3 separate regions of the Mus musculus genome follow, and all the other regions are linked to region 1. Evidence: chromatin loops called from intact Hi-C (ENCODE). Cell type or tissue: left cerebral cortex. All regions are shown on one strand.

Region 1 (8,000 bases):
CTCTCTATTTTGTCTGCATGCAAATATATTAAAAATAGTAAAATGTTTTTAAGATTAAACAAAATTACTTTTTTTTTCCTGGTTGCTATAGGACTGGCTGCCCCAGTGCCTGGAATCTGAGGGAAAATGGCAAGTGTGGATGGTGATTCCAGGCATCTTCTCTCTGAGGTGGAACATGAAGTAAGCCCTGGGCCTATGAACATCCAGTTTGATTCATCAGATCTGAGATCTAAAAGGTGAGGTCTTAATGTGCTCACTTCATACCTAGGGCTTCTAGCAATTAAGATATAATACAGTACAGCCCAAAAGATCAATAGAATCGATAATGAAATCATCATTTTCTTACAGGACTCATACCCTGATGTGTGTGCATATGAGTCCTGTTTCCTCACTTGCACATTTTTGTGTCTTGGAATAAACGAGTCTGTTAAGCAAAGGGCTGGGTTTTGTCAAGGAGGGCGCATGTATGTAAGGGACTCGGATGCCTGTTGGTTGCCCGCTTCGTGCAGAGTAATCTGATACTACAGATAGAAAAGGAATAGGCCTTTGCCTTCACTGAGCTACAATGACAGCGGGTAACTTAAAATCACTTGAGATTAAATAATCTTTCAGTTTATGACTGGAAACCTCAAGAGAATCTCCTTTAAAAAAAAAAAAAGTCCCAGTAAGTGAGTTCGATCAAGTAGTTATTGGGTAGAAAGATGCTGACGTGAGTAAGATGCTTAGTGTGCAACTGAAGGACCAAAGGTTGCATCCTAGCAACCACATAAGCTAGATGTGAGCCCACGTACAACTTTAAACACAGTGATGGAGTGAGTCGAGATAGGAGGATCACCACGACTTGCTGGCTGCCAGTCTATAAAAAACAAACAAACAAACAAACAAACAACCCACATGAGTTCCAGAAAGAGACCTTGCCTCTTAGAAACAAGATGGAAGATAATTGCCCTCCTCTGGCCTCAATGCATATACAAACTTGTGGGCACACATACACAAAGTGATTACTTACAAAATAGGCAAAAATAAGACCAAATGTGTGATGGCCCATTCCTAGCATTTAGCACTCAAGAGGCAGAGGCAGGAAGATTGTGAGATTGGGGCCAGCCTGGGCTACTTACTCATACCTAGTCTGTTAAAAAAAAAAAAGAAAGAAAAAGAAAAAGGAAAAGAAAAGAAAAGAAAAGAAAGAAGTAACATGCAAAAAGCCCCGAGGCACCAGCAAGATGGCTCAGCAGGAAAAGGCCACTGAGCCTGACTACTTGAGTTAAATCCCCAGGATTCACAGGATGGCGGGAGAGAACTTACCCAAAGAAAGTGTTCAGACCTGCAGATAAATACAATAGCACTTGTGTGTTCACACTCTAGATAAATAAATGAAGAAAGAAAGAGAGGAAAAAAAGATGAGAAAATGAGATAGAAAAATATATAAAATACGCTTGCAGTAGTTTTAACAGGAATGTGCAAAATCTGTGAGAAAAACTAAAATGTTCCTGAATGATGTAACATGGGATTTGGAATATTTCATCAAATCTGAGATGCTGTTGGTTGTCAATTGCGTTTAAAATATACAAAGCCTGGCATAGTGGCACGTGCTTTTAATCCCAACACTTGTGAGGTACAAACTGGCAGATTTCTATGGGTTTGAGGCCAGTGTGGTCTAGAGTGAGTTCCAGGAGAGCTGGGGCTACATACTGAGACTTGACTTGCATGGTGGGCAGGTAGGTAGGTAGGTAGGTCGGTCAGTCAGCCAGTGGGTCAGAAAGACGCACTGATAGACAGACGGACAAAGAGGGTTTGGAACGAAGTTCAGTGGTTAAGAGAACTGACTGTTCTGTTAGAGGACCTGGATTTGATTCCTAGCACACACATACATGATAGCTCACAACTGTCCGTAATTCCAGTCCCAGGAGATCTGACGCCTTCTTCTGTTCTCCATCAACAGTAGCCATGCACATGGTGCACAGACATTCTTGCAGACAAAGCACCCATACACATAATCAGATCATTTCAAAAACCCCAACCCACAACACGCACACACTCACTCACGCATGCTGTGCCCGTGTGTATCATACATGTACAGTACTGGACTTGGAATTTTTGCTGTGTTTTCACTGGAAGAACTCTTGACCGTATGTGTTACTTCTCATTTGTCTCTTATGGAACTATACAAGTTGATCATAGAAACAAAGTGCATTGGTTAAGACATTATTAACACCTCACACTTAAAAACCCTGGCTCTTCTGGATCAGCTTTTGATTTAGTCATCAGACCAGTTGTGTGTCCCTCCTACGTGGACAATTGTCCTTTGGCCGGAAAGAGAGTGGGTGGCTTTGATGACACAGCCTTCCTTGGTTTCTTCAGCAGCACTGAGGCCGCGCGCAGGTTCCCGTCCTTGCACTGTCCCGGTCTCACCAGATGGCGTCATGAGAGGCCTTCTCACTTCCGGTTCCCATGCCTTCCTTCAGTGGTTTGACAGAGATGGCCTGGCAGTCGGATGTCAGCACACCACCAGAAGTAGCGAGCACACTGCCACCTGGCCAACAGTAATTCAGACATCCGGTGTTAGAGATTGTGAGGTGTCCTCGTTTAGAAATGTTTAAGTGCATATATTAGAAAAGTATCTTATCAGTAAGCTATGACAGAAGTCATTGTCTACTGCCGGCAGGAAGAATACAATTGTGATGTAGGGGGGATTAAATCCAGGGGAGAGGCTCTGTCAGTGAAGTATTTGTCACACAAACTTGAGCCCCCATATAAAATCCAGGAGCTATGGTGTGTACCTGTAACCACCACACTAGGGAGGCAGGGACAGATGGCTTCTGGAGAGCATTGGCTAGCGAGGCCAGCCAAATTGATGAGCTCCAGGCTGGTAAGAGACTGTCTCAATAAATAGCAAATAAATAAACAAACCATCTCAAATATGCCACTAAATGAGAGAGAGAGAGAGAGAGAGAGGTAGTTCAATTAGATACCTGATGATGACGTCTGGCCTTTTTATACTTGTGCTCACATATTCTTATGTACACCAGAAAAAAGAATTTAACCCACAAATTTTGTGTGATCCTCCACTCAGATCCCAGCGGCAACTCTGAGGTTTCTGGGTAGCAGAATCTCACTGCCTTACAGCGTCAACCGGTGCCTGCGTGGGGTCATATACGTTGCTAAGATTGAGTGACTAAAATATGTTTTCTTCCAGGGCTGAAAAACTACATTATAGTGTGTTCATACAATGAAATATTTTTCATCTAATAAAAAGGAGGTGGGCTTATGACATACCAAAATGAAACAACTCTTCGAGTTATTTTGTTAAAAGAAAAAAGTGAGTTGCAGAGCAGTATGTATAGTCTGCCACCATTCATGTAAAGTTGCTCGCTGTATTGTAGACAATACAGTATGTGCAGATGGAGTCGGGAAGGCTTGGGTGGCTGAGAGGAGCTGCACAGCTGAGGTAAGGGAGCCTGGTGCATAGAGTTAGTAGGTCCTCAGTACCCAGTCAGTGACTACCCTCGTTGCTATCAGCAGAATGTTAGTCTAGATAAGAGCTGCAGCTATTTCCAGCCCAGGAGATAAGAAAGATTGCAGTGAGCTGATCCTGGCGGTATTGTTATCATTTCTTCCGATAGTTGATGTTTCAGTTTTTCTTGTAGCTAAAACTGGTAGTGTGAAATTTATCCCTGAAGAAAGTGTCGTTAACAGTGGCTATCAGAAGAAACAGAGAAATCGATAATTGTGATTCTCACTGGTATATTTCAGTATTAGTGAATGTAGTCCACTTACAAATGCTGACTGAATGCTTAGAGTTTTTCTTGAAGCTTCTAAGTTCTGTGATAAATAATTGGCCACTGTGACAATGAGTCATAGGTCATTAAAGTGCATTCCATTATGACAAGTCGGCAGTTCAGTTCCTTGAAATTTTAATCTAACAGGGTATATTAAATGGAAATACATTTTCTATAATGAAACTTCAAAAAGGAAGGAGTCCGCTATTTTCAATCCTGGCGTAACTGGTAAGAAAGGAGAGCAACCACTTGTAAGAACTTAGCAGTCCTTGTTGCTTCTGCTTGTGGGATAATCTCTGCTGGAGAAAGCAGAGACTATTAGATGAGAAAAAGTATGTGAGTACTTTAAGACATTGTTCCTGCTGAGGGATAGAGTCTCCAACTTTCCATGTAAATAAAATGTAGACAACTAGTATCAAGCTTCAGTTCTTTGAGTCACCATGCTCTGGTGCCCCCTTGTGTATATACATCTCTCTCTCTCTCTGTATGTATGTATGTATGTGTATATACACACACACACACACACACACACACATATATATATATATATATATATATATATATATATATATATATATATACATATATATATATATACACATATACATATATACATGCATATACATACATATACATACATACATACACACACACACACACACACACATATATATATTATAATTGGATGTTTCTTAGCAGTCTGCTCCCCTTCCAGCTCTGAGTTCATTTAGCTTTATCTCATGTTTGTAAAGTGAGGACTTTAGAGTGCTTATACTTGTCTATTGTATATTGCTATATACACCAGCCAGTCAGCGTTCACGATTGTGGTGTCAAGGGTCATCCTGCACTTGGGAAACTTTGGCTATAGGATGATGGGAGACAACATTTGATGTCTGAGTATTTCTTGGCCTACGGTTAGCTTGTGTTATTTTTCTACCTCCCACTAGGTGGCATTCGCGTCTTACATGTAAGACTTTTAGCTGGCACAGACTAAGGGGTTGCAGGCCAAGCATTTTGACAAGTGGAGTCTAAAGCAGGCGGAGGAAGGGCTGTGCCGTTGTAAGCTGCATGCCATCGGCATGTGGATCATTTAGGTGCATTATAAAAAAGTAAGGCCCCTGTTTCTTCAGCACGCCTCCCTCTGATGCTATTTTGTCACCTGTTTGGAGAGAGAATGAACAATAAAAAAGTAAATGGAAGAGCAGAAAGGTCTAGAAGTCTGCTGTGTTCTATTCGATACATTCTACTGGGAATGAGCAGGCTTTTCTCAGGCTTTTGGAGGCTACTAATGAGCTGGTACTCAGGGTAGCCTCATATTTTCCTACTGCTCTGTGACTATGCCCTGGGAAAGTTGACCACCCCAGCCAGCCAACAAAGTTATGAAATGGTTGATTTTTAATTTCTTTCCAGTTCTGGGTATTGAACCCATGGCCTTGTGTATTGCTACGCAAACCCTCTACTGTGGCTTGGCTCGGTTTTTAGCTTTCCCCTTCTCTGTGTGTCTTTGTTTCCCCTTTCCTTCTGCTGCTCCTTATAGGCCCAGGGTGACACCGTAAGGCAGGAGCTCACTCAGGCCCCAACCCCCTAAGCATGCTCTGTACACAGACTTTTCTCCTACAGCTTACTTACCAGCACTCGGCTGCTCTGCTCTTGTAGGACTCTGTTGCCCACTTGGTATCAAAATGGAGAATAATCTGATCTATCAGAGATATCATCTATTAAACTCACAGGGCTGTTTTCATTTCAACACCAAAACATCTCAAAATACCAAATCCTAACATTCAAGCTTTTGCTATTGAGGATGTTGTAGTGCTCTAACAAGCCACCATTAATTGGATATCTCAAATGCACAGCTTCCTCACACCCTTGGAGTGTGTAAGATACATTATGGCACCTTGCTGTTTAGGGTACCTACAGTCTGTGCATTTGTGAATCAGCCTCTCTATTTCTCCTCCCACAAATGCTGTCACTGTAGATCAGCCTGAGTTGACAGTGGGTATTTGCGGCCCTAGGAGAGAGGAAGACTCAAGCCGTTTCCCAAGGCAAAGTAAAATGTTTAATAGATGCTGGCGTATGGCAGCAACTGGAAGTGGTTACCCGGTGCTTGATGATTTTATAGTTTGGGATTATATAGGCAACAAAAATGAGAAGAATTCAGGCAGTGGGAGACAATGTTCTTAGCATGCACAAGGCCCTAAATTTGATCTTAAAACTTCCTAAAAAGAGGAAGGGGAGGGGGAGAAAAAGAGAAATTGATTTTCCCAGGAGGGCTAGTGTGCTAAGCTACCATGAATTACACGATGAAGAGCTTGCCACCAAGCAGTCATAACTAGATGGACAGGACCTCAATTGTTGCTGGTATCACTGCGCTGGGGCAAGCATACAAATTGTATTACTCCCTCCATCAAACCCATCTCTCCCCTCTCTCCTCTGCTCCTTTCCCTCCCCCTCCTTTTCCCTCCTTGGCCCAATTTTCTCCATACTTTCCCACCTTCTCCTCTTTCTTTTGTCCCTCAAAGAACTATATTTTTGCCAAATGCTTAAGGAAAGAAAATTCTTGGTCTTAGTGTTAGAGGCACCTTAAATTTGCATGTGACTTTGTTACTTCACTAGATGAAGTTTTTTTTCTAGTCTCATTGGAATCCTCTTATTCTCTCAAATGCTTGGTTTCTGTGCCTTTTCCCTTCTCTCCCTCTGCCCTAGACATCTTTTTAAACGTTTCCCCTTCGGTCGGTATCTGCTCAGCTCACCTGAGTTTAGCCCTTTAGCCCTGTCAGCTCCGGGGTGTTTGCGTGTCTGTTTTGTTTTCTTCCCACTCCTGGGAAGTTCGTTGTACTTTATTGTACTTTCTCCCTCTCTCACTGACATTAGTGAGAGAAGCCCGAAGACCAAGGGAGCTTTTGGAGGTAATTGATACTCCGCAGGGTCAAGTCAAAGTTATTTTGTTGAGCAGAAAAAGTATGAAGAGTTAATGAAGAGTTAAGGCAAAAAAAACAAAAACAGAAACAAAACCCTTATCTGTCTGGTCAGTGTTAGGTCAAGGGTGTAGTCAGAAGGAATTTGTGGGTGCAGTATAATATCACCACCACCAGAGCTTGGAGCCAGTAGTGGTAACAAGAGAGTCAAGATGGCTTTCAACAGGCTAAAGGCCGGATGCTAATAATGTACGTGAAATGGGTCTGGGGTCTTAGGAAGACAGCTTAAGTCTGTGAAGACCTCGCCTTACAAGCATGAGGTCCTGATTTTGATCCCCAGAAACCCCATGAGGAGGTTGGTGCAGTGACACATGCTTGAGATCCCACTGCTGGGGAACGAGATGGATCTCACGTACATTAAAGATAATGTTCTCAGAGGAAGCTAGATACGTGTCATATCATGGCAGCACGGTGGCACAGCCTGCAATCCCAGCTCTTGGAGCTGGGAGGCAAGAGGATTGTGAGTTTCAGGCCAGTCTGAGCTACAAGAGACCCTATCTTAAAGCATCAAAAAAAAAAAAAAAGAAAAAGAAAAAGAAAGAAAAAATTAGAAAATGATACCATGTGTGATTGTTATTCTGTCTTATGTAAAGATCAAAAGGAATCAAAACCAAAATGCACATGTCCATCATTCACGCATGTTTCTCAGCCATGCACCAAAATGTTGCTGGGTCATTTAGTTCGTTCTGCAGTGTTCAGATTGAATCCAGAGCCTGCTACATGCTAAGCAAATGCTGTACTACTGAGTAATGAACCCAGCACACCAGCAATTATCTCAACAATGTTTACATTATCTGCAGTATATATATATATACATATATATGTGTGTGTGTGTGTATGTATATGTATATATATGTATGTATGTGTGTCTGTGTGTATGTATATATATATATATATAACTTTTCTGATGAGATACATTACTTTTCTGATTTATAATACAAACACGATATTGAAGGATAAGCTGGCTTTCCTTAAGTTTTTGTTTAAATCGCCTGTGCTTCTGTAGGATCATGTTCATTTTCTTCCTTCCTTCTCTCCCTCCTCTTTCTTACTGTGTTTTGTTTTGTTTCTGATTGGGAAGGTTGGGAGGAGGATCGTACAAGAGCTATAGAATGAAGCCTGGAAGCATAAGGAACTCAATCCCATCACACAGAAGCAAGCATTGCTAAGACTGTCCTGGGAGCTGCCTTTCTATGATGCTCTAGTGTATAAAGTGGATGTGAGCCTAGTCAATTGGAACTGAAAT
Region 2 (8,000 bases), 360 kb after region 1:
AAGACCGGTCGTATCCTTAGATCTTAGGTAGTGACTGAAGAATAAACCTGTAAGCTGCTTGCACATGGTGGGTGGGGGTGGGGAAGCCATACACCGCAGGCGGCAGGCTGTGTTTTCAGACTTGTCTCCCGAGATCATAGTCACTGCAGGAAGCTCAGCTGGTGGTTGCTGGAGCACTCTGAGCTGAGTTCTGGGGAGTATTGGTGCTCAAGAGAGGGGACTTGATTCCTTTCTCTCCCCCCCCCCCTGCAGTGAGGCTAGCCTCAGCCCTACCTCATTAGCTTGTCCACTGCACCCCGCCACCCGAGTGATCCAACCCCACCCCCAGCTCAGCTCTCCCTGCCCCGCCTGAAGGGGCACGTGCCAAACAGATCGTTAAAAGCGAGCTCCAACCGTTTCTTTTGTCCAGTAGGCGCGGGACAGGCTGGCGGGAGCTGGGGGCGGGAGCGGCCGCGAGCGGAGCGGGAGGCTAGCCGGCGGGCGCGGGACCTGCTCGGCGGGAGGAATTGGGGCCGGGGTTGGCGGCGGTTGCAGTTGGGGATGGGGTAATTCTCTGGTTTTCATTTCTGGAAAAGTGGTTGGATACAGCAGGAGAGGCAAAAAAGGATAATATAACGATATCTTATTTGATGCAGGGAGATGCCTAGGACCTAAGTACGCGTGCGCACTCGTGAGCTTGGAGAATGCGTTGGGGGGAAGTCTGGCGAAGCTTTGTGGGAAGGAAGAGGTTGAGAGTCCGAGGAAGAGGTTTATGTGGCGCATCGTATATTTCTGAGACATCTACGTTATGGGGAATCAAAGTATAATTTTGTGGTTGAGAAAAGATGGGCATTTGGGAAGTTTGGGTATCCCCTGGCTGTCACTTGGTAGGAAACAGACTCAGCAAGGGCAGATTTGAGGCTCACACGCGTCCAAATCAGATACTGTCCTTCAACCATATTTAATAGAAATTACGATAAGACATTTCCTTTTTCTCACTAAAGAGTTGTACTATAGAGTTTTTTTTAAAATTAGAATGACCATATGATTAAACAATTAAAAAAGATGAAATTTAGAAGCTAAGCTGGCTGTGGTGGCTGTCTCTTTAATACCAGTACTTTAGGCAGAGGGAGAAACAGAGGCAGAGGCATAGGGAGAGAGGGTGAGGCAGAGGCAGAAGTAGAGGCAGGCTGATTGGTATTTTCAGGTTTGAAACTGGTCCACATAGGAGGGTTCCAGACCATTCAAACACTGCTAAAAGCTACCACCACCACCACCACCACCCATCAACCACCCACCAACCAACCAACCAACAACCACCACCACCACCCACCACCACCATGTTTCAAATTTATGAAAACAGAATTGGTATATGTGATATCCATGAAGGCCTCCCCTTCTCTGAGGAGAAAAGGAGGGAGGAATGGGAGAAAGGGTAAGAGAGGGAAGGACTGGGTGAAGAGGCAGGAATACTTCAGAATTGAAGTTATGCCCCAGCAGATACGCCGCACCAGTAGATCTTCTGAAAGTGATTTTAGATTATGCGACCTAAGTGGTGGTTGCCAGATTTTTTTTTTTGAGCGAAATTGTGGGGTTTTCTTTTTTTGGATTTAGTTACTGAGGGCACATAGCCCTCCTTATATGCACAATATGCCAAGCGCTCTGGATCCCCGAGTGTAATAGTTATTACTGAGGCACGTACTAAACGATGAACTAAACCCATTTCTCTGTTGTAAACTTTAATCAGAATATTCAATTGTACACTATTACTGTTTTGCAGTGGTACTGGGGGTTGAACCTAGGGTCTCCTGGATGCAGGGTTAACAGAAATTCTATTAGTAGGCTATAATTCTCAGCCCTGAAATGCACACACAATAACATTTTAAAGGAAGATCCTTGGCTAATATTTCCCTGCTTCACATAAGAAGGAAAAGTGCATTTGGGAGTTGTGTATCTGTGAATGAGTGTCTAAAATGTACTTTAAAAATGTGTGACTGATGGCTGTGAGCAGATAATCCAGGGAGTCCTAGACCCTAGATTCTAAAAGTTGTCTTTAAAATTACTTCCTTGTTCTGACAAAATGGGTAAATGCACACACACACACACACACACACAAACAGATAAAAATAATCTCATGTTTTTAATACATTGCTTGTTTTGGTTGACATTCTCCAACTGGCCATTAAACAATATACCTGACTCATGCAAAGATGGTTCACTTTGAGTCTTAATGCTTGCAGAAGGGATTTCCTGGGGCTTGGAATGAGTAAGCATTTGATCACACTGCAAGAAAAGTAGCATTCTTGTGGGGTAAGAAAGATATTCTAATACAAGCATTCTGACAAATCTCATGTGGGGTTACCAGCACACATTTTCAACCGTTGTCATTGGAACACTGGGAGCTGGGTTGCTACGAAGCCGGTATTTCTTGAATTTTCAGACGTACTAGAGTGGGCTTAAGTTATTGAGCAGTTTGAATCTCCTAGCCCCAGCATGCACAAAACAACTTATTAGAGTTAAAATGCAATCTGCTGTCACTTTGGGATGGGGACCTGGGAGCAGAGAACCTGGCTGCTGGACCTCCTAGGTTGCTCAGACAGTTTAGTCTCCTGCCATATGGCCCAGCTTGCCTTGGCAGCTCAGATGGGCAGGCAAGGCTGAGCAGCCCATCTGGCTCCCTGTCTGTCAGTCGTCTCCAGGTCCCTCCAGACCCTCGAGCAATTTCATGATCGATCCAGTCCTAGGCCTGGTCAGCTGTCTCACTGGCTTTCCTTGGCTCTTTCCCTCTCTCACAAACTTCCTGCTTATGAAGTAGCTCCCAAGATCCAGCAAGAGAACTTGGCCAGTTCCCCAATTCCCCAAGTGGACAGTGCGGATAATTTATTAATTGGAAATGTCAACGCATTTCTCGGCAGCCTAGACACCCCCCCCCCCTTTTTTGAGTTTGAGTTTGAAGACAGAGGAGTTAACATGCTCATTGAGAGACATGTTTACGTTCAGGAATTTTCACAAGCGATTATCACTAAGCAGTAAACAGAAGGGTGAGAATTACTGCACGCGTCCAAATTTGATAATCAGGGTGGGGTTGAAGAAAAGGAGAGGGGAACGGAAAAAAAGGATTAGAGTCAGTTAGGACGAAACGTTTTTGCTTTTGAAAACAACAGTGAACTCCAAAAACCCCGCTTCTCTACCCGCCGACTCCGCACCTCCTGCGGGCTCGGGCAGGAGGCTCAGGCCCGCCACTGCTCGCGGCAAAGCTTGGCGCTGCGGCGCGCGCCGCTCGGGAGGCCCAGTGCGGGGGCGCGGGTAGGAGGGCGGGACCCGAGCGAGCACCCCGACACCCCAGACTTGACGTCATCGAGGCGCTGGCCTGTGGCGGGACCGACGGAAGGAGGTTCCCGCTTTGATTGCCGCCCCGCGGGCTTTTTAAAGGTTACCCTGGGGAATACGCTCCAGGAGCTGTGGGAGGAGCGAGGGTCTCGGGGGTAGGAGGGCAGGTTTGATGGGTTTAGGGGGACGAGGCTAGCGGTTTGGGAAGTCGTGGTCCTGCTTAGCCCCTGAGGGGGAGAGGCAAGGCGTCCAGGAACAGCGCACTCACTCGGAGATGGAGTGGAAACTGCAACGCACCGCCCGGAGGAAGATCCGGACGGAAGAAGAGATGTTGTGGGTGCGTACCATCCTTTTCTTTCTTGACCCAACCCTCCCATGGGGCTTCTTGCAGAAGGTACGGTTTGTAATACCCAGTAAGGACCAAAAGATGCCATGAAATTCTACAGCCTAGTTTAAATTTTGAACGGTGTGAAATTTAAGTTCTGGAGATACCTGGTTGCTTTAGAAAGAATGAGTGAATCAGCAAACCCAGGATTCAAAACAATTCCCCACTCTCCGTGACGATTTTCCTAGAGTTTTCTCCCTTCTTATGTTAATCTATTTCCAAAGGAGAACATCATGCGGGTGCTCGCCAACGGCATGAAGCAGCAGCGAAATCAAGGTTCCCCCAAGGTGAGTTTTCTGGGCTTGCCCTTCTGTCTTCATTCTGATCTCGAGCAAATTAATTCTTGCTATAGAAGGCATTTGCAGGAATTATGGGAGAATTAATACAAATTAAAAACCTTTACAGAATCTGAAGACTTAAGAAATGGATTCTCACAACTGATGTAGCTACTTATACCTGCTTAGCGGGCGCTTCCCAGTGTCCGGCTCCACAGAGGATGAAGTGTGGGTGTGTCAGGCAGGCAGTGCATTGCTAGCTGGCTGTTAGAACTTTATCCCAACAGTTGCTAGCTGCACTACCCTCTGCTGCACTCAGAAGCATGCAAAGACGTGGAAATAGTGCCATCTGGTGGATAAGGAGGTGTCTTCAAGACAGCTACTAAAAGCTGGATCCAATATAGTATTTCTGCCCCTTAAAGCTCTAACCCAAAGCTTGCAGTTCTTTTTAAAAGAGTGTTCTTTTGAAACTCATTTTTATTACCTTGTGTTTATTTACCTGCACTTATATCTGTGCATCACGTGTGTGCGTGGTGTCCGCGGAGCTCAGAAGAGGGCTTCTGATCGCCTGGAACTGGAGTTTCAGGCTTTTGGGGGCCGCCCTGTTGGTGTTGAGAATCTAATCTGTGTTCTCTGGAGGAGCAGCCAGTGCTCTTTTCAGCCGCTGAGCCATCTCTCCAGCTCCTGTACTTTCTTTAATGGATGAAAAAGTTAAATCCTCATCTGACTCACATCTCTAGCACCACTTACTTCTCTTTACACCAAATAGCCCACATGCTTTTAAATTTAGATTATTAGCTAAAATCTCACCATTTGAATATTTTTCTAGATAACATACATTTTTCTATATTCAATCAGTGACGCTTGAAATCAAATATATAGCTGGCCTTTTAAAATGCAGTGACTAATGTCACCTATAGAGAAATAACATTTAAAAGCCTTTACATTGTGTCTTTAGTTATGTTTCCTGCCCAAATTATTTTATCTTCTAGATACTTTACTGCCTAATTCAATTGAACTTTTGTTAATTCATTTTTACTTTGCTAACATCTTTAACTTAACATTAAATTTGGAAAACCCAAGTATAAGAATACAGAGTTCTTAGTCAAGCACTTAATGCCAGCACTTGGGAGGCAGAGGCAGGTGGATCTCCCGGCTCCAGGCCAGCCTGGTCTACACAGCAGTTCCACATCAGCCAGGGCTACAAAAAAAAAAAAAAAAAAAAAAAAAAACACAAAAACAACCTGTCTAGAAAAAAATTAGCCAATCAACCCCCCACCCCCAAGGGGGAAAAACAAACAAAACATCAAAAACCACATTTAAAGTTCTTAAAAGTTTTTTTTTTTAAAACATGGGTATAGCTTGGTAATATAAATTTTGTTTCTTATAGTTTAGGAGACATTAAACAAGGTTTCTCTATAAATCCTCTTCAGTTACTAAGATTAGAGTTCTGGGGTTGGCAAGAAGGTTCAGTAAAGGCACTTACTGCCATGCTATCCCAGGAATTCACATGGTGGAAGGAGAAAACTGGCTCCCTCAGAGTTCCCTTGCTCTCCGTATCCACGCCACCACACTCCAGCAGCTCTGCAGCAGTGTCTTTCTGTTAGAAACTTAGCCTCAGCCACTCCACAGACTGTGAAAATCCGAACTTGCCAGACTCGGGTAGGCAGTGTTGTTAGCTGGCTGCGTTGGGTCAGGCCAGCAGCCACAGCTACCCTGCCACTTCCTTCTGGCTGGGTTCTTCTTGTTAATGAGGTGCGCTGTCTTGCCTGTGTGTGATGGCTTGGCAGTGTATTGTTAGCTGGTTGAGTATGTGAGCGGCACCAGCTAACATGCGACTGCTCTCCTATTGCACACACAATCACCACCAGCATGCATTTACAGCTCATGTATGTGCTTTGCCATGAAGAGGGGTACTATTATGATAACAGCTATTAGTGGCTTGGGGTGACACAAGGACATATTTATAGCAGTGAAAGTACTAACCATTGTTACTTTAAAAACTCAAGTAATATTTTCTGAGTCCTAGCTTGACATTATCAAAGCATTTATAAAGTTATGTGTTTGTTGTTTTAACACAAGATTTAGAATAAAATGGAAAGCCTTGTGTATTTGCCCAAGTTTCCAACTAAATCAGTTTCATGATAGAGTAGAGCAGGTCTCTCCAACTTTATGTATACACCAAGTGGAGGGAGAATTTGTGTTAACTTTCAAAATGACCCACACGTTAAAACATCTTCACTAGAAGTATCTAGACAATTTGGGATATCTTGGGGATGTGGTAGGGATGGGCTTATTTATTTGGGGAGACAACTCAGTTCTTCCATTTTGTATAAAATATTGCAAATATTTTTTACAATAATTGGAAGGACATGAGATCTAGTTTATAAAGAAAGAAGAAGAGCTGGCCATAAATATTATTTAAAATACTTCCTCATTCTTTGGAAGGCCGTTTGATTCACGGAACAGAGTCAGAGGTCATATGGTGACCTCAGGTGGACATCTGCAGGAAATCACCAGAACTCACTGTGGTGTACTGGTGACTACTAGAGACATAGAAGAGAAAAGAAAAAGACTGCACTCTTTAAGTTATTGGGCCAAAATCTCCTGATGAAATAAATTTGCATTAACTATTTAAATGTAAATATATTTCTTAGACATAGGTTAAACAGATGCTATTATCTGATTCCTGTGTATTTTACTATTTTCAAATCTCATCCTTGGTGTTGCTGCTGTTGACCAGTATTATTTTATGATGGTCTTTGTGTTTAAGACAGCTAAGTAAATAGTATTTTCATTTTTTTTTTAGAATTTTTATTTATTCCCTGAGAATTTCACACATGTATACAATGAATTTTGATTCTATTCAACCCAAACTTCCCACTCCCTCTGGACCCTTTCCCAATACCTCCCTTCTACCTCTATGGCTTCTTTTAAAAAATAACACCCTGAGTCCAATTAAAGCTGTCCACATTCCCACGAGCGGGGGGCCATCTATCTGATCCACTACAGCTCCTGCCCGTGAAGAAAAATGACCTCCGTTTCCCATTTGTCATCATTCTCCAGCGGCTCTTCAGCTAGGGTGGAGCCTCCGGGCCCCTCCCCACCCTGCTGGATGGTTAGCAGGCTTCATCTTACACAGGCCTGCTTATCTGTCGTTAGTTGAGGAGTGTAAGGACCATACAGGGCCAGAAGACAGTGTTCCCAGTACTCTTCCTCATTCCCTGGCTTACATTCCTTCTGTCCCCCTCTTCTACAATGTTCCTTGACTTTTGTGGGGTTGATATAAATCAGACACATCAACAGTCACTTACTCTCAGTACTTTGATTTATCATGTTTTCATCTTTTGAGATAGGGTTTCTCTGTGCAGCCTTGGCTGTCCTGGAACTCACTCTGTAGACCAGGCTGGCCTCTAACTCAGAAATCCGCCTGCCTCTGCTTCCCAAGTGCTGGGATTACAGGTGTGCGCCACCACTGCCCAGCCCGATTTCATCTTTTTTTTTTAAGGTTAAATTTCTGCATGTTTTTTTTCTTTAGTTAATGACTTGTCGATAAAAATAAAATCTACTAAACCTAGAAGGCTTTTCTTTGCGTTTTAATTGAAAAGCAAGGCATAAAACACCAACATTTGCACTCAATAAACATGTATATATTTTGGAATGTTGGGATGTAACCTAGGACCTTGTACAAACACCCCCATGCACGCGTATTGAAAACACTTCCTAATTCTATATTACTAAGATGATGAGAAAGGAGGGCGGAGTGGAGTGAAATCAACGTAAGGGCATGAGATCCATTGGTAAGGAGAAAAATGAAGGAAGAAGAATCGGCCAGGCATAGCAGACTACACCTGTAACCCCCAACATCAGGAGTCAGAGGAGTTTAATGCAGCCTTGGCTATAGGACAAATTGTTTGAAGCCAGTCTGGGTTTTGTGAGACTCTCATTCCAAAATAAAACAGCAAAACAAAAAGCAAAGCAAAAACAAAGATGAACTACTACTAAATATAACGTGTCTGTGGGGGTGGGAG
Region 3 (8,000 bases), 190 kb after region 1:
TATTAGCCCCTCCTGCATACACATATCAGTTAAGTACCACTGAGCTATAGACATCCTCAGCCCCCAGATAACTGACCCCTTGACTCCAGTTTAAAATGGTAAGTGGGGGAACCTGAGACCATAACACTATTAACAGGGTCAGCCATTAGGCAAAACAGAAAGAAACCAGCTGCATTGCCCAACAGTCTGTTTCCAGATGTGGTATCATATCATTTAATGGAAACTAAATATAATTTCAGAAATTGTAGTGTGGACTGGCTATACCCTAACTTAGGATAGGTGCTTAGGTGCTATAATCCATCACCACAGACCAGACAACTTATGAGCAGCAATGTGCTTTTGACAGACCTGTGTGAGTCAGGTTCTAGGAGGACTAACTGGCTGCACACTTCTAATGCAAATGGTATGGCAACTCCTGGGTCCCATTAAGGAAGGCTCTGCCTCCATGACCCAATTACCCTGGCAAAGGCCATACCTCCCACTCCTGCCTCTATGGTTGTCAGGATGTGAGGGCACAGTCCTTGGTGATACTAGCATGGGGGAATCCCCAAATTGTCTCAAGTGTTTAAAAAACCAGCAGTCTTGGTGGTAGACTGTCAGCATGAATTTGGAATCATCTGAACTTTTGCTGCAGGGAAATTCACCAGGTTAGTCCACCACCTTCTCCAGGTGTAACCACTGGTTAGTCGGGTTCACTCCCAAGGAGTAAGAAGCTGCCTGTACAATCTGTGGTGTCTCAGATAAACCAAGAGGAGCTTGTGTCTTCCCTTCCTCCAGCTCAGTGAACACTGGGCCCTGTAGTGAGCAGAAAGGTTCACAACTTTCTTAAGACAACCTGGAGCACTTTCACAAAGGTCACTGACCTGTGGCATTTCTAGAGGATTCTGGTTCATTGCTAAGGCCAGTCCCTTCTTACCTGGTTTCTAAAACGTGGCTGGGTTTACTCCATGACTTCACTTGCTGAGATCTTATGGTTGGAGGTCACCACTACATGGGGTCTTAGCATTAGGAAGGCTGAGAAGCACTGAGCGGGATGGGGAAGGAAAGAGAATGGCCTCGTGGCAGTTTTCGTGTGAGACTTTGAACTTGTCTGGCATCTGAGGTTTGTATGTAGATGAAAATTTAGGGAGGGAGGAATGTCCAGTGCAGTAAAGTGGTTTTTGTTTGTTTGGTTTAATTTTTTTAGTCTCTTTCATTCTGCACCATCTCCTGGGAATTCTATTTCTAGAGTGACCTGTGAGGACAGGGACAACAGAATGCCAGGTTCTGGTGTTCCTTTTATAATGATTACCGTGACTATTAAAGTCACTAATGTAGAACCACAACCAAGAGACATAGACACCTCAGCCCCAACCCAGCGACGTGATTTCTGGGTGGAGGCCATGTCTCTGTAAAGGGAAATACCTGTGTGGATGGAAGAGCGAGAAAAGAAACTGGCTGTGGAGAGGACGCCCAGGGTGTGCTGGACCTGACTGACAGCTGGTCCATAGTCAGTGATCTTTCCCTTGCGAACTGGGGAATAACATTTTGCAGAAAATTAACATGCCACAGGCTTCCTTTGAAAGGAGAGGGATTTTGCAGTACTAAACAGGAAATGTTTCTTCCAGCCCCATCTTTCGTACCCCACATGCCAGATTTATCAAAATGAACCTTCCTAACTCCACTCAGAGGTGTTGTGTGCCCAACCTACCGGCAGAGTTAGATAAAATTCCCCCCAGAATATCTTTATTTGCAAATATTTGTAATTCTTAGATATCTCTTGCATCTGAAAAAGGAAAAACCCTGTTGTGTACAGCTGAATTTTTGTTCACGGTACCCAGATGGCTTCAGATGTAGTCTAGAAACTTACCTCTTTTTTTTTAAAGATTTATTTATGCATATGAGTACACTGTAGCTGTCTCAGACACACCAGAAGAGGGCATTGGATCCCATTACAGATGGTTGTGAGCAACCATGTGGTTGCTGGGAATTGAACTCAGGACCTCTGGAAAAGCAGCAGTGTTCCTGACTGCTGAGCCATCTCTCTGGCCCAGAAACTTAACTTTAAAATGAACTTCATAATTGAGGTGGAAATAATGTTTGAGATGAAATTCTTTTTAAAAAGTAGGGGTTAGGCCGGGTGGTAGTGGTGCACGCCTTTAATCCCAGCACTTGGGAGGCAGACGCAGGCGAATTTCTGAGTTTGAGGCCAGCCTGGTCTACAAAATGAGTTCCAGGGCAGCCAGGGCTATACAGAGAAACTCTGTCTAGAAAAAAACAAAAACAAAAAAAGCGGGGGTTGGGGGAAAGAGGCTCTATAGAGAGCCAGTAGCACACAACCTAGCTAATAAGCTAAACGACTGCTATGCCACCTTGTAACTACATGCTCACACCATGCTCTTGCTATGCCTTGTAAATAGTTTTAAACAGTATTCCAGCCATTCATAAATGATTGGACAGACTTATGTATACGTAATTATTTTTATGTAAGTGCCCTTGTGCATGCAGAGGCCAGAGGACAACTTCTGGTGTCATCCTCAGGAGTGTTTTCCTCCCCTTCTGAGCCAGGAGTCCATCAATGAGGCTAGACTGGCTGGTCAAGGACCCATGTAAATGCAAATCATAGTACATGCCCTCTTTATATGAGTGCTAGGAATCCAACTGCTGTCCTCATACTTCCAAAGCAAGCATTTTACAAACTGCCTTAGGGTCCCTATTGCGGTGATAACACCATGGCCAGAACAACTTGGCATGGAAAGGGTTTATTTGGCTTATGCTTCTATGCCACGTTCATCATCAAGTCAAGACAGAAACTCAACTCCAACACAGCAGGAGCTGATGCAGAGGCCATGGAAGAATGCTCCTTCCTGGCTTGCTCAGCCTGTTCTTATAGAACCCAAGGCCACCTGCTAAGGGATGGCACCACCCTCAATAGGCTCTGTCTTCCCTCATTGATCCCTAATTAAGGAAATATGCAAGGGCTCCACTCTTATGGAGCTGTCTCAATTAAGGCTCCCTCTTCTCCAACTCTAGCTTGTTGATATGAACTAGTCAGCACACTATCCCTCCTAGCCTGAAGGTTTTTTAATGTTGATAATTACATTTTTATTTTTAGGGGTGGCAGGGTGTTTGTGGGGAGGCCTGACACACGGTCTTGTGTCCTAGATAGCCTGGAACTTTCCATTCTCCTGAGTGCAAGAATTATACCTATTATAAAATAACTAAAAGCAGCATGGTTGTTTTGCTTTTTAAAATGGTTATAGATTCACTGAAGATTTCCTTCTACATCAAAATTTTCAGGTATTTATGTGCCAGAGATAGTGGGAAGGGAGGTAGTCAGTATGGAAGAGGGCAACAGAGTTAGGGGAAGGGCAGAGCTCTTTCCTGGCCCCTGAGTGCACTATGACCCACACTACTTATTTGGGCAGAGTAACAGTCCAATCCTTAGATATGCAAGGTAGGAACCAGGCCTAGGGAAGGGGCAAACCCTTGTCTGAATTCTAGCAGTTTATTCCAAGTCTAGGAAGAAACGACAGCACTATAGATAACCTATTGGAATGTTATCTATAATATTCCACAGACCACAGGGAAGGACTACCTTGAAACCCTCTAGTCACAAACAGTGAAACCCTGCTTTAAGATTGGAAGGGCAAGGACCAGCTAAATAGGTAGTACATTTGTCTAAATGCAAGTCGCTGGGGCAATGCTGTTAGGGACAGGGTGTGTTGCTTTAAAGTACTTGCCTAAAGTTTTATTTCATCTGTAAAAATATTGATGCTCTTAATGTCAACACTTTAGAAGTGTGCTGGGTGATAGTCAAGTTTTCAACTGGCTTCTTAAATCAAGTATTCTCTCTTCCACCCCCTTTTTCTGTTAGCTTTATCTTCAAGCCAGGATGAAGGGAGACTGGGCAAGACTCTTACGACCCATGCTCCAGTTTGGGCTCATTGCTTTTTCCATATATGTGGGCCTTTCTCGAGTGTCTGACTACAAACACCACTGGAGTGACGTCACAGTTGGACTCATTCAGGGAGCTGCTATGGCTATACTGGTTGTAAGTATCAGAGCAGCAGCCCAGAGGCCGCCTGCTGCGCATTTAGATAAATCCCAGAAAGATACCAGACAGGGCGGAGAATGTGGCTCACTAATTGATTTGAATGTTAATAAAAGGACAGGTCAGACAGGTGAAAACTGAGTAATCCTTTGTCAGCGTTGCAAAATTCTTGGTGCTAAAGCCTATGGTTGTAAAAACTAATTTCCTTTTTTCATGAATTGAAAATTAATTTAGTTAAAAATAATTCATTAAGTGTTGGTTGAATGAAGCTATTTGCCAAAACATTTTGAAGAATTTTCTTCAAAATACTTTTCTTTTAGCCAGGTTTTTTTTTTGAGATAGTGATTTACTGTAGCTCTGGTTGGCCCGTTTCTCCAGGCACCACTACAACCATCCTACCCGGTTATTTTTTTACATTTCTAATTGGTTCCTGAAATTCACACCACTAATATTCTGCCCTTTTTGTCTAGGCTTTGTATGTATCCGATTTCTTCAAGGACACACATTCTTACAAAGAGAGAAAGGAAGAGGATCCACACACGACTCTCCATGAAACCGCCAGTTCACGGAACTACTCAACCAATCACGAGCCCTGAAGGGTACAGGGGCGCTGGCCCGCTTCAAAGGCAACAGCTGGAGGCTAAAGGCAGGGGGATGCGTATTACTTCCTGCTGTACAGACCATTCTATAAAGGACTGCTGCTATCTATACCTCCTGGATGCCCATTTTATGTGTGTACAGTTACTTCTAACACAATGAGTAACAGTTCAATTAAAGAAAATGAAGCCTGTCACTAAAACACTGTCCCACCTGTACATTTTTATTGAAAGACGCTATGTACAAATGTGTATGTTACATGCCTTCTCAGAATGATGTTGACTTAAATATAATAAAAAGCTTGTGAACCACTGAACACTGGGAAGCGTTTGTAGTCAGTTGCAATCAGACAGGTGGTGGATAACGCTGAACTCTATAAGTAGAGGCTGGCAGCAAATACAATATCCCTCTTGATTTTGGTAATTCCTAAGGGAAAAGAAAAGAATGTTTAAGCTTTCAAGACCATAAAGCATTATAGCTTTCTCAAACAATGGTTTTATGGCTCGGGCCTGACTAAACTAGTAAGAGTTTATAAAAGCTTGTTAGCTTAAGAGTTAAGAGCCACCCGAAGAACCTGAGACCGAGTCCTTTCTCTTTCAACTGCCAGCTACCCTGTGTTATGGCTTGGGTGAGTGGCTAAGGCTAGTAAGAGAGAGTCTAGAGAAGGACCTAAGTTGTCTGAAGTAGATGACCCAGGTCAAGCAGTTATTTTCATATTAGAAGACATGGGAACAATTTACATGGCTGCCTTTATCAACAGAGTCTAATCACTCAGTGTGCAATGAAAGATGGTAAAACACTTAACTTAGAAATCACCAGCATGGACTGGCTATGTCTGTCTTGTCTGGCCCAGGACACAGTGGAGATGAGAGCCATCTATAAATAGCATGCTCCCCAACTCTCCACCTCCTCTTTACACTTTACCATTCTTCCTTACCTGTCTCCCTGCATCCTCCTGCTACTCTACAGACTTGGCCACTTTGTTTCTCTCCCATCTCTCACTCATGCTCACTGTGTTCCAACCACACTAGTCTCATGTTGCTCAAACATTCCGGGCATAGGAAAAAGCCTTAAACGTCATCTCTGTGTCGTCTCTTTCCTTTCCTTGCAGACTAAATGACCATCGACCGACACCTCCCTCACATTACAAGAGAAGCTCTACCAATTGCACTTATATTCTCTCTTACAGGTTTTAGAACAATGCTGGACACATACTAAGTAGTCAATAAATATGTGTAATTGGGAATCTGTAATATATAAAACAAAACCCTAAAAATGTCCCATCTAAATATTCCACTTTTAATATATACACTATTAGAGGACGCTCCACGATACTCCAGCTAAAGATATCTTAAAATGTCCCGATTATAAGTTGTGTAAAAGTTCCAAGTCTCAAGATTTGCCTACATTACCATAAAAGGCTTATAAACTAGTTACTGACCTTCAGCAAATTTGTTCTCCAGCTCTGTGTTTCCAATGGCTTTTGCTGCTTGACACATCTGTCGAAGCAGTTCTTCCAGACGCCTCATACAACGAATTATACTGCCTGGACAGAAAAGGAATTCACGAGTTTGTTGTGAATCCAACCAGGAGGAATAAGACATTAGAGAAGTTGCAAAGCACAAGAACATGACTGGCAGTTACAGGAAAGGTTTAATTACCCCCCCACCTCCCCTTAACGGCCGTAAAGGACATATTCTAAGGATGCAGTGACATGTTTTTAGAGCTAGGTAAACCAATTTCCCTGGTTTTAGAGAAGAGACTGACTTGAGGAAGGCAGCACACCAGCTCACGTCCTGTAAGGACGTCTGTCAGGCAGCAAATCCATGCCTAACCGAGTCCCGCTTCTCAGGCCCCTGTGTGTGCCATACTCAGGATTCTGGACACTACAAGCATGCCTGTGAGAGAACATGGTTATTAGCTTGTTTCCTCAATGCTTTGTCTGTTTTTTACAGTGTGTTTTTAGAGGTAGCAAGAGAGGAAACAAACTTTTCCCTATGGATTGCAACTCGAAGACAAATATCAATCAAAGCTAAAGCTGTGGACGGTGCTACTTGTTAAGACTTGTCTAAAGCGGGACCTGAGTTCCTCTCTTTAAGTGTGACAGATTGAATGAAAACTCTGGGGACCTCACTGTAATGTCTGGACTGCACTAGGAACATTTAGCTGAAGTGCAAGCTTTAGTTTATCCTGGTAACACTGGGAAGTCCCCCTCTAGATTATGTTCCAGTGTGTCCCTGGGATAAATGACTGCGATACAAACTCAAAGCAGATAGAAACAGGGAAGCCATGCATGATGGCGCACAGCTTTAGTCTTAGCACTGAAGGAGCTCTCTGCGTGTGAGGCAGTCTTCGTAACAAGTTCCAGGCCAGCCAAGGCTACACAGTGAGACCCTACGTCCAAATAGTACTGGGATTCCAATCCCAGGGCCGTCCACAAGAACTCTTCTACTGAGCATCCGCGAATACCAGGAAATAGCATTTGAAATGAGGATCTCCTCCTCCTCTGGGAAGAAGACACTGGAAGTCTACTTCTACTATACAGTTCTTGTGACATCATCTGGCCGTTGGTGAGAAAGTGCATTAAATGAGTCAAAAGCCAGAACCAAAAGCAGTGAAGTGTGGCTCAGTTACATTCTCCCCACTGTGGCTATGGCTCAGCAGCCATCATGGGGAAGTCACAGGAGGAGTTACAGAAGGCGTGCCTCACGTCCTGACTTTGGTCCTGAGAACCTGACTGAGGCAGCATGGGCATGGAGCAGACAGAATCTGAAGAAACCAACAAAATCCAGAGTGGGCTGTGCTCTCTCTGATGGAAGACACCTGCTTTGCAATCTAGAAAGTCAGGGTGTTGTTATTACAGTACAGGAGGTGGGCAGTCTTTAGGGACCAGCCTCAGGTTACAGACTTCTCAGAGGAGGAAGCTGTGGTTGCTAGGATCTTCTTTCTTCCCACACTGGCCAACCGTCTGCAAACACACGGACTTGATCGACATCCCTGAGCCTCGCCTGGGAAGAAGGCACTGGGAGGCTTGACCGGCTGTGCCTGTGACGACTACACACGGACTCAGGGCCTCCTCCTTCCCCACAAGCAGGACCCCATCTAGGTGGATCGAGGTGGTGAGAGGAGGGCCAAACTGAAACCCCTCTGCTCCAATTTCCTCCATCTTTCAGAGGTCCTAAAACCTCACAAAAGAGCAACAGTAGCTGAGGACCAAATATATGAGACTATAGTGTGTATTTCACATTTAAGCTGTAAAATGCCAGGATGGGGCAATTCCATATTCCATAAATACAAACATTAAAAATTAGGTCAAGAGTGTGATTGTGTGTGTGTGTGTGTGTGTGTGTGTGTGTGTGTGTGTGTGTGT

The links. A loop is a pair of places that touch in the nucleus more often than their neighbours do. Peaks named below come from ENCODE experiments on the same cell type or tissue, not always from the same donor. Only the 100,000 strongest peaks of a DNase experiment are listed, where the experiment ranks them.
Region 2: a loop joins it to region 1, with 9 times the contacts of the local background. A loop is called at or near these places in 31 of 42 quality-filtered maps.
Region 3: a loop joins it to region 1, with 2.5 times the contacts of the local background. A loop is called at or near these places in 31 of 42 quality-filtered maps.

Annotation. Positions count from the first base shown.
Region 1 is chr13:112,669,496-112,677,495 of GRCm38, forward strand. It overlaps Slc38a9 (solute carrier family 38, member 9), which reads left to right. Exons shown (of 15, transcript NM_178746.4): 2 at 92-236. The coding sequence starts at 127. It overlaps Gm52034 (a long non-coding RNA gene), which reads right to left and starts at 3,872. Exons shown (of 2, transcript XR_003950560.1): 1 at 3,778-3,872; 2 at 69-2,533. In left cerebral cortex, CTCF peaks have their summits at 2,397 (motif pointing right) and 4,717 (motif pointing right); a DNase peak (open chromatin) is centred at 4,749.
Region 2 is chr13:113,031,796-113,039,795 of GRCm38, forward strand. It overlaps Cdc20b (cell division cycle 20B), which reads left to right and starts at 3,584. Exons shown (of 12, transcript NM_001281487.1): 1 at 3,584-3,646; 2 at 3,919-3,981. The coding sequence starts at 3,584. Mir449c (microRNA 449c) reads left to right here and starts at 4,188; the gene lies at 4,188-4,296. It overlaps Mir449b (microRNA 449b), which reads left to right and starts at 5,624; the gene lies at 5,624-5,703. Mir449a (microRNA 449a) reads left to right here and starts at 5,739; the gene lies at 5,739-5,829. In left cerebral cortex, a CTCF peak has its summit at 4,320 (motif pointing left); DNase peaks (open chromatin) are centred at 164, 646, 3,374, 3,578 and 1 more place; H3K4me3 peaks cover 1,548 bases.
Region 3 is chr13:112,862,940-112,870,939 of GRCm38, forward strand. Plpp1 (phospholipid phosphatase 1) reads left to right here. Exons shown (of 6, transcript NM_008903.2): 5 at 3,857-4,033; 6 at 4,504-4,955. The coding sequence ends at 4,629. Mtrex (Mtr4 exosome RNA helicase) reads right to left here. Exons shown (of 27, transcript NM_028151.2): 26 at 6,072-6,176; 27 at 4,841-5,056. The coding sequence ends at 5,004. Among named protein-coding and RNA genes, the nearest start is that of Mtrex, 60 kb to the right of the region's middle. In left cerebral cortex, no CTCF peak of the experiment used is centred here; no DNase peak of the experiment used is centred here.